2 separate regions of the Homo sapiens genome follow, and region 2 is linked to region 1. A link is an interaction called in ENCODE POLR2A ChIA-PET data of the cell type or tissue named here. Cell type or tissue: Panc1. All regions are shown on one strand. Links, peaks and the distances in the headings refer to the core of each region. The heading gives the core; the rest is flanking DNA.

Region 1 (5,503 bases), core at 278-5,277:
CCTGGCTAATTTTTGTATTTTTAGTAGAGACAGGATTTCACCATGTTGGCCAGGCTCATCTCAAACTTCTGACCTCAGGTGATCCGCCCACCTTGGTCTCCCAAAGTGCTGAGATTACAGGCATGAGCCACTGCACTCAGCCGGGAATCTTTTGTTTATTTTATTTTATTTATTTTTATGAGACGGAGTGTTGCTCTTGTTGCCCAGCCTGGTGCAATGGCACAATCTCAGCTCACTGCATCCTCAACCTCCCTGGTTCAAGCAGTTCTCCTGCCTCAGCCTCCAAGTAGCTGGGATTACAGTCATGTGCCACCATGCCTAGCTAATTTTTTGTATTTAATAGAGACGGGGTTTCACCACGTTGATCAGACTGGTCTCAAACTTCTGACCTCAGGCAATCTGCCTGCCTCAGCCTCCCAAAGTGCTGGGATTACAGGCTTGAGCCACTGTGCCTGGCCATTTTTTTTTTTAGATTGTAAATTCTCCTAATTTTGTTTGCTCCTAAATTCCTCAACTCATTTGTTTATGTTATTTCCTTTTTAGTAACAGGTGTATAAGTATCTGAAATTTGCTCTGAATACAGCCTTTGCTGTAGTTCATTGATGTAGAACGTTGTTGGGTTTTTTTGTTTTGGGGGTTTTTGTTTTTGTTTTGAGACAGAGTCTTGCTCTCTTGCCTAGGCTGAAGTGCAATGGCATAGTCACCATTCATTGCAGCCTTGACCTCCTGAGCTCAAGTGATCCTCCTACCTTTGCCTCTCAAGTAGTTGGGACTACAGGCCTGTACTACCACACTTGGCTAATTTTTAAATTTTCTGTAGAGACAGGATTCTCCCTATGTTGCCCAGGCTGATCTTGAACTCCTGGGCTCAAGCCATCCTCCCACCTCAGCCTCCCAAAGTGTTGGGATTACATGCGTGAGTCACCATGCCTCGCAAAGTTGTTCTTTTATAATTGTGGGTTTTGTTCTCTCTTTGACATAAGTGTATTGGGTCATGAATATTTTAATATAGTCATCTCACTTAAGAAAACTTTGAAAAAATACCTTGTGTACCATTTCCTTAGGTTTTATAGCATATGTTCTGTTATCAGTACTCAATGAATGCCAAACAACAGTGTGGAAAATTGTTTCCAATCAGAAGCAACTAAAGCATGTATAGGTAATTTCATGGAATTTAAAATATCCATTCTCAAACTAATAATGTTATAAAATGGGGGCCATAATATGATAAATCTTTATATAATTCAGTTCAACAAACTTTTTACATGCTCTGAGCAAGGAAATATTTCTCATACTGTTTTTGTTTGTTTGAGACAATCTTTAACTCTGTCATCCAGGCTGGAGTGCAGTGGAGAGATCTTGGTTCACTGCAACCTCTGCCTCCTGGGTTCAAGTGATTCTCCTGCCTCAGCCTCCCAACTAGCTGGCACTACAGGCGCACACCACCATGTCTGGCTAATTTTTAAAAAAATATTTTTAGTAGAGACAGGGTTTCACCAAATTGGCCAGGCCGGTCTCAAACTCCTGGCTTCAAGTGATCTATCCACCTTGGCCTCCCAAAGTGCCGGGGATTACAGGCGTGAGCCACTGCACCTATCCCTAATACTGTTTTAAGAGCACAAAGTAGTATCAGGATTACAAAAATTCTTAATGTTGTTGCATTCTAAAATAGTTTTCCACAGAATATTAGTGCCTTTCTGGGTGGAAACTTCCATACGTGTATGTGCTAAACTTTGAAAATCAAAAGGTTTTATTTTTTAATAAAACAAAATTTTAAATATATACACATCGTTATTATGTACATATTTTAAACAATGATTTTAGGGTTGAAATAGTGTAGCCAGAAGTAAGCCCTATTTCAGAAATACGAAGTTCTGGTTTTAATTTTTAGGTCATCCTAAGGAATGAAAAGCTGAATATAAATGATCATTTTATAGCCCACGCTAAAAGGCTCCCCATGTAATATGAAAATAGAAAGGAAACATGAACTTTTTTGAATCAAAAACTTTGTATCTCTTTTTAATATAACAGCTTTATTGAACTAGAATAAAACCATTCATGCTATTTCCATATTAATTTTTTTACTTCATTATTTCACTCCAAAAAGCCAAAGGAGGCAAGTTCATATAGTTGGGAGATTAAACATGTAAATGGATGTGAAGAGTCAGAATATAAATATGAGGAATGGCTGGAAACAGTCAGCGTGCATCCTGCCTTTCTCATATACGTGCTGTTTTCCTGTCTCCCAGCGTTGATGCCTTACCTGGACATTTCGAGGCTAAAGCAGTTGTTGAACTCCAGAGCATTATCAAGTCTTCACAGCTTAAAAACAGGTGCAGATAACTAGTAAATTAATTTGATATATGTCGATCTATGGATTAATATCAGTCTTTTTTATCCACACTCTCTTCAATTAAAAAAGTAGATTCAAACATTAATTTTTGATCAGTATTTATCATTTGGGTCAGGTCCTAAATGATGATGGGGAAAAGAATTGATAATTCAACAGAATATTTTTTTTTTTTTGAGACAGAGTCTCACTCTGTTGCCCAGGCTGAAGTGCAGTGGCGCGATTTCAGCTCACTGCAACCTCCGCATCCCAGGTTAAAGTGATTCTTCTGCCTTAGCCTCCGGAGTAGCTGGAATTACAGGCACGCACCAGCATGCCCAGCCAATCTTTGTATTTTTAGTAGAGATGGGATTTCGCCATGTTGGCCAGGTTGGTCTCGAACTCCTGACCTTCAGTGATCCACCTGGCTTGGCCTCCGAAATTGCTGGGATTACAGGTGTGAGCCACCGCGCCCAGCCCAACAAATTTTTTTAAATACAGTATGTATCAGCTGGGCGCGGTGGCTCATGCCTGTACCCCAGCATTTTGGGAGGCCGAGGCGGGCGGACCACCTGAGGTCAGGAGTTTGAGACCAGCCTGGTCAATATGGTGAAACCTATCTCTACTAAAAATACAAAAATTAGCCGGGCTTGGTGGTGGGCACCTGTAGTCCCAGCTACTCTGGAGGCTGAGGCAGGAGAATCTCTTGAACCCGGGAGGTGGAGGTTGCAGTGAGCTGAGATTGTGCCACTGCACTCCTCCAGCCTGGGCCACAGAGCGAGACTCTGTCTCAAAAAAAAAAAAAAAAAAAAAAAAAAAAAAAAAAGACAGTATGTATCACAGTTTTTTAAAAAACATAATTTTGGCCATCTTTTCTATCAATATTCATATATAGTCAGTTCTCATTATTTGTGCTAGTTATGTTCTATAAAATTACAAATAACTACCTAATCAAAGACTGAACCATTCCTCCTAGAGGGAATACAGGCTTAGGTTCCTATGAGCTTTTTTAAATAAATCATGTAACCTTGTTATATGTGTGTTTCTGTTCAAAGATGCCGTATATATATTAAAATGTAAATGGAATGAAGTCCTTCAGAACATGCAGGTATATTTGACTTTATGGTAGAGATATGGTCCTTGGAGCTTGACCATATAAAAACTTGATGTGCAGCAAATCCTATTTTCCCATACGTTCTTATTCAGGTGGCTCTTAGTTTCCTATTTCCAAGTGGAAACAATAGCAGTTGCTAAATAATGCAGAAATTGATATTATCAATTGTTATTGCCACCCTGAACTGATATGGTATTAATTTTGGCAAGCAGGTGAATTCATAAATATGGAATTCAAAATAATGAGGAGCAACTCTGTGTGTGTGTGTGTGTGTGTGTGTGTGTGTGTGTGTGTGTATGGACTTATTAATGATGATGTTTATAGTAATGAATGTTGCAAAGTGCCTTCTAGGCTAACCACAACAATAGACAAAGATTCTATTTTAGGTTTCCTTAGCTCTCTTGCCAGTGTCCCTCAAACTTGACACTCTTATGTGAAGCTCCCCTTCCTCCTACTCTAGGGAGGAAGAAAAAAGGGAAAAAGTCTCCATGTTTGATATTGTGACAAAGAAGGAAGTCAACCCCCACCCCCACCCCATCTTCTATCTTTTGAGTCCTGGTGATTTGAGTAATTCCTGTGTGGAGACCAGCTTCCTGCCAAATTCTCATTTAGAGGTTATTTGAAGAACAATTGCATCTTAGGGTTTCTTAGTTTATTTTGTGTTGCTATAACAGTACCACAGATTTGGTAATTTATAAAGAAGAGAAATTTACTTCTCACAGTTCTGGAGGCTGGGAGGTCCAATACCAAAGTGCTGACATCTGGCAAGGGCCTTCTTCTTGCTGTGTTATCTCATGGTGGAAGGCAAGAGGCTGAGAGAGGGTTAGAGTGAGGGAGAGAGAGAAACTCACTTTAAAAAGACAGTGTCACTCTTTTGCCCAGGCTGGAGTGCAGTGGCACAATCCTGGCTCACTGCAGCCTTGAACTCCTGGCCTCAAGTGTTCCTCCCTACTTCAGCCTCCCAAGTAGCTGGGACTACTGGTGCTCAACAGCGCCTGGCTTTTTTTTTTTTTTCCTTTTGTAGAGACAAGGTCTCACTGGGCTTAGACTGGTCTTGACAGACTGGCTTTTATAACAAACCCACTCCCATGATGGTGACATTAACCCCTTCAGAGGGCACAGTCCTCATAACCTATTTACATCTTAAAGATCCCACCTCTCAACACTGTTGCATTGTGGATTAAGCTTCCAACACGTGAACTTTGGGTGCATATTCAAACCATAGCATAGAGTATCATCTGAACAGGCTGGATGTAATGCCAACCACAGCCCTACTACCAGAATTCAGACCTTTTATAGTGCTTCTCTCTCCTTCCAGCTACTTAGAACAAGCTACTTAGAACAAGCCCAGCTTTACTTGTTTCTCTTTCTCCCCCCTAACACTCAGTATTATACTTCAGAAGCTTGGTAAGAAAGGGGAAGATGATATCTCTTATTGACTTGTTTCCTTTTAAGACCTATTTAGATAGATGAGTTAACTCCATTGACTCAATCACTTGGTTTTACTTTGAGAGTTAATAATTTCCACCAGTGTCCAACATTTTGGCTTCCCTGGGCCATATTGGAATAAGAATTATCTTGGGCCACACATAAAATACAATAAAACTAACAATAGCTGATGAGGTTAAAAAAAAAAAAAGGTCTGTGCATAACTTTTGTGATATCCGCCACCACAGATAAGCAAAATAGTCCTCACATTCAAAGGGTTGGACACTCATGATCCTCCTAATTTAACAGTTATGTTGCTTAGTATGGAAGCATACTGACTCTCTGAACCCTAACAGTTGAGCATGAGCATGATTGTTGTAGTATACTGATTATAAGCATGGGTACTGTGGTAGGCAGCATCTTGACTCCCCAGAGATGTCCATGTTCTGTGAATTCTCGGAACCTTTGAATATATTAGGTTACATGGTAAAGAGGAGTTACAGTTGCAGGTAGAGTTAAAGTTCCTGATAAACTGATTTTGAAATAGAGAGTTTATCCTGGCTTATCCAGGTAGGCATAATAGAGTAACAATGGTTTTTAAGAGTGGAAGAGAAAAGCAGGAAAGTCAAGGA
Region 2 (5,254 bases), core at 1-5,000, 130 kb after region 1:
GGGCCACAGCTGAGAGTCTTAGGAAACCCGGGAACCTGGATGCAGGTGCGGTGGCTGGGAAGGACTGCGCCCTTTGGGAACCGTCTGGTCGACCGCGCCTTCTCTAAGCCAGCAGCACAGTTCCCACGTTTTCCTGCGGTCTTGTCAACAAAACTGCTGTTTGAGATCTGTTTCCTACAACTAATAAGGGATTTGCATTTCCATTTCTTCGTTCTCACTGAAGCAACCGAAGCAAGTGGTATAATGCAGCTTTTCTACTTGATTAAAAACCGCCAGGGCGCTGGACGCGGTGGCTCACGCCTGTAATCCTAGTACTTTGGGGGGCCGAGGCGGGTGGATCACCTGAGGTCAGGAGTTCAAGACCAGCCTGGACAACATGGTGAAACCCCCGTCTCTACTAAAAGTACAAAAATTAGCTGGGCGTGGTGGCTACTTGGGAGGCTGAGGCAGAAGAATTGCTTGAACCTGGGAGGCAGAGGTTGCAGTGAGCCAAGATCCGACCATTGTACTCCAGCCTGGGCGACAGAGCAAGACTGTCCCAAAAAAAAAAAAAAAAAAAAAAAAAAGACCGCCAGGGCTTTTCCGAGGTTTTTTGTTTGAGCCCTGGCGGTCTTTTTTTTTTTTTTTTGAGACAGAGTCTCGCTCTCTCACCCAGGCTGGAGTGCAATGGTGCGATCTCGGCTCACTGCAACCTCCGCCTCCTGGGTTCAAGCAATTCTGCTGCCTCAGCCTCTCGCGTAGCTGGGACTACAGGCGCCGCCACCACGCCCGGCTAATTTTTTTTTTTCATGTTTAGTAGAGACGGGGTTTCGCCATGTTAGCCAGGCTGGTCTCAAACTCCTGACCTCAGGTGATCCACCCACATTGGCCTCCCAAAGTGCTGGGATTACAGGCGTGAGCCACCGCACTCGGCCCCAAGTTTTTAATAGACCACATTTCCCAGTTTTACTGAATTGTTTATAACATTAACACTGGGGAGTGGGAACTGTTGATGAAAAGAGTTAAACTCTGTAAAATATCTGAAGAAATTTATTCTGAGCCAAATATGAGTGACCAATGGCCGGTGATAGAGCCCTCAGCAGATCCTGAGAACATGTCCCCAAGGTGGTTGGGCTACAACTTGATTTTTTATACATTTGGTTGAAAGAATTGTTATCTAAAGATCTGGAATCAATAGAGGGCTGGGCGCGGTGGCTCACGCCTGTAATCCCAGCACTTGGGAGGTCGAGGCGGGCAGATCACGAGGTCAGGAGATTGAGACCATCCTGGCCAACATAGTGAAACCCTCTCTACTGAAAATACAAAAATTAGTGGGGCGAGGTGGCACACGCCTGTAACCCCAGGTACTCAGGAGGCTGAGGTAGGAGAATCGCTTGAACCCAGGAGGCGGAGGTTGCTTGCAGTAGCTGAGAAAGCGCCACTGCACTCCAGTCTGGGTGACAGAGCCGTATGGGGAAAAAAAAAAAAAAGATTTGAATGAATAGAAAGGAATATCTGGGTTAAGATAAGGGGTTGTGGAGACCATGGATTCATCATGCAGATTAAACCTCCAGGTAGCAGGCTTTAGAGAGATAGATTGTAAATGTTTCTTGTCAGACTTAAAGAGTGTGTTCTACCTGTCTTGAGGCCTGTGTTGATGTCAATGCTGGTCAGCTGTGCCTAAATTCCAAACGGAGGAGGGAATAATGAGGCATGTCTGGCTCCCCTTCCCATCATGGCCTGAACTAGTTTTTGTGGTTAAATTTGGAATGCCTTTGACCCAGAGGAGTGGTCTTTTCAGATGGTTCTGGGCGTAGAATTTTATTTTTGGTTTACAGAACGATTTTATAATGAGTTTAAAATGCACTGATACATGTGTTGTACTTGCAAGCATCCTTTTACCTCAACGGTTGATTGAGTACAGAGGTGCTCTCAGCATTTTGGGTGGGACTTTTCTTAGCTGGACCGGTTTGTTCTGCACATTGCAGGGCTTTAGCAGGACTGTGGAAAGCCAACCATATGTTGGCATTCCCCCACCCCACACCAGCTGAAAACTGTCCCTACACGTTTCCCTACACGTTTCCGAGCACGAGGAAGATCCCAGGCTGAAAATATTCCAGATTATCCAGATGCACGTTATCTGTGTTTAATTTCCTTGTGTTATTCTTTTTCCTTTTTTTTTTTTTTTTTTTTTTTTGAGGTGGAATCTTGCTCTGTCCCTCAGGCTGCAGTGCAGTGGTGCTCAGCTCACTGCAAACTCCGCTGCATGGGTTCAAGCAATTCTGCCTCAGCCTCCCAAGTAGCTGGAACTATAGGCGCCTGCCACCATGCCCAGCTAATTTTTTTTTCTTTTTTTTTTTTTTTGCATTTTTAGGAGAGACAGGGTTTCACCATGTTGGTCAGGCTTGTCTCAGACTTCTGATCTGAAGTGATCTGCCCACCTCGGCCTCCCAAAGTGCTGGGATTAAAGGCGTGAGCCACCATGCCCAGCCTTACTTGTGTTATTTTTTAAAAACCTGATACATAATAATTGTGAGGTAGACAGGGCTTGACTCTGGAGGCAGGGCTCTGACATGGGACCAAATTGAGGAGTAGTCAAAACAAGGATGGGGCAGAAGTAGTTTTCCATAAGACGTGCCCACCAGTGTGCCATGTCAGTTTACGATTGTCATGGCAACATCCAGAGCTTACTGCCCCTTTCCATGGCAGTGAGCCGACAACCGGAAGTTACCACCCTTTTTCTAGACATTTCTGCATAATCTGCCCCTTAATTTGCATGTAATTGAAAGTAGGTTATAAATATCACTGCAGACCTGCCTTTAAGCTACTGCTGTCAGCACACTGCCTATAGGGTAGCTCTGCTCTACAGGGGCACTCAGGGAGCTGTTGCCATATCAGTAGAGCTTTTCTTCTACCAGGTAGCTCTTAAATTCTTTCCTGAGCAAAACCAAGAACCCTCCTGAGCTAAGCCCAATTCTGGGCTCACCTGCCCTGCATCAGTTGCACATCCTTGTGTGTTTTTTTTCTTTCTTTCTTTTTTTCTTTTCGACGGAGTCTCGCTCTGTCACCCAGGCTGGAGTGCAGTGGCAGAATCTCAGCTCACTGCAACCTCTGCCTCCCAGGCTCAAGCAATTCTCCTGCCTCAGCCTCCCGAGTAACTGGGATTACAGGCACCCATCACCATGCCCAGCTAGTTTTTGTATTTTTAGTAGAGATGGAGGTTCACCATGTTAGCCAGGCTGGTCTCGAACTCCTCACCTGAAGTAATCTGCCTGCCTCGAGCCTCCCAAAGTGCTGGGATACAGGCGTGAGCCACTGCACCCGGCCCCTTGTGTTATTTTGAGGCTGGTTTATTTGTTTCACCCAAATACCAGCTAAATCACATCTCAAGACTAGGCTCCTCTGCCCACATGGAGCTTCCACTTCTGCTGCCTTCCTTGAGTATCTTGGCTTGATAGTAAAGACAGAATGGTTCTTTTCAAAGTAGTTACTCCATAAATGTTGGTTAGAATGAATGGTTCTCTCAGACAAATTTCATTCATTCATTCATTAACACACATTTATATCATGGTGCCTTCCTCATGTCTACAAACAGCAAGACAGACAAGGCCCTTTTCTTCATAGAACTGATATTCTGGCAGTGACAAACACTACAAAAGTAACCAAACAAGACATCTGCAGATAGTGACAAGTGTGATGATAGTAAATTAATGGGTATAGCACTAAACAGTGATTGTGTAGAGGGTGCTTTAGATCTGATCACCAGGAGGCCTCATTGAGGAAGTCACATTTGAGCTGAGACCTGAATACTGGGAAGAAACCAGCAGGGGAAGATCTGGGGAAAGAACATTCCAATCAGCAGGTGCATTTATACCAGTAGGTGCCACAGTGCTTGCATCTATAAAAACATCCCCCAATAGGGACGGTCATGATGCTTAATCCTGTCTTGTTCTAGGAAGAAATAATAATTATTAGTGGATACGTTAACTTATTGGAGTATAAAAAGCTCTTCCTTCTCATTAAGAGATATATTTGTTTAAAATTTTACTTTTATATGTTTAGTAGTCATAGAAATTTGTAGTATATTTATGTTATTTTGATCAATTATGTACAAAAAATAATTATAATGATCACCCAATCTAGAATAAATATTTCATACCTAGAATTTGATGTCACAGGATGTTCTTAATTTTTAAAATTTAAAAATGATCAAAATTGTGTTGATCAACAAAAGATATTTAAGCATAAAAATATACTACATTAGGATAAAATTCTTAGGAATGTAGATTGAAATAAGAGTTTAGGGAGAAAATGTAATGAGATAAAATTTCTCATTGTTAAAGAAAAACTTGTATATTTGTTTAAATGGATGATGCTGGGTCAAATTGCGATGATATTTAGATTCCATTTGGTACATTTTAAAGAGGGATGACCTGCTAATCTTTACGATGCGTGGGAAAATAACAATTTGCTATTCTTTCAACTTATATAGAAAAATGACATGCAAGTATGTTGCAACTTTTTCAGTTTCCTTTGAGGAAGTATGAGAGCAAAAATATTTGAAAATTATTGGTCTAGAAAAACCTTCCCTTTACAAATTCAAACATGTAGGTAAACTTAGGTAAAGGAAAGCAGAAAATTAACGTTTTTGAGAGTCAATTATGAATCAGTTACTTGATAATATTATTTTTTATTGTTGCTACTACCATCTATCAATGAGTATCATGAGCCACACATTATGGATTAATGTAGTTCTCACAACTACTCTATAAAACACAAACTTTTACAGTAGTTTCCCCTTATCCACGGGGGATATGTTCCAAGACCCCCAGGGGATGTCTGAAACTGCAGATAGTACTGAACCTTATACATACCATGTTTTTTTCCTATACCTACATACCTATGATAAAGTTGAATTCATAAATTAGTCACAGGTAGAGATGAACAACAATAACTAATAATAAAATAGAACAATTATAACAGTATGCCGGCATCCCTATCTTGTGCTTTGGGGCCATAATTAAGTAAAGTAAGGGTTCCTTGAACACAGAAAGGGTTCCTAAGAGAACAATTTGGGGAATGTAGTCATCGTGGAGCCACTGGACAAAGGGAGCATTCACCTCCGGAGAGGAAGGGGTCAGGGACAGCATGAGATTTAATGGCATGCAATTGAAAACTTACTATGTATTTCTGGAATTTTCCACATAATATTTTAAAACCGCAGTTGATCTCGGGTAACTGAAAGCTTGGAAAGCAAAACCACAGATTAGTGGGG

Evidence for each region. Peaks named below come from ENCODE experiments on the same cell type or tissue, not always from the same donor. Only the 100,000 strongest peaks of a DNase experiment are listed, where the experiment ranks them.
Region 2: POLR2A ChIA-PET joins it to region 1 with 23 read pairs; 3 of 35 experiments call an interaction of 5 or more read pairs at or near these places.

The regions. Positions count from the first base shown.
Region 1 is chr18:784,733-790,235 of GRCh38, reverse strand. The region is part of intron 1 of YES1 (YES proto-oncogene 1, Src family tyrosine kinase); the gene reads left to right. Among named protein-coding and RNA genes, the nearest start is that of YES1, 25 kb to the left of the region's middle. In Panc1, for the core only: no CTCF peak of the experiment used is centred there; no DNase peak of the experiment used is centred there.
Region 2 is chr18:652,245-657,498 of GRCh38, reverse strand. The region is part of intron 1 of TYMSOS (TYMS opposite strand RNA); the gene reads left to right. Among named protein-coding and RNA genes, the nearest start is that of TYMS, 2.8 kb to the left of the region's middle. RefSeq lists an enhancer at 1-122. In Panc1, for the core only: no CTCF peak of the experiment used is centred there; no DNase peak of the experiment used is centred there; H3K4me3 peaks cover 1,304 bases; H3K27ac peaks cover 2,341 bases.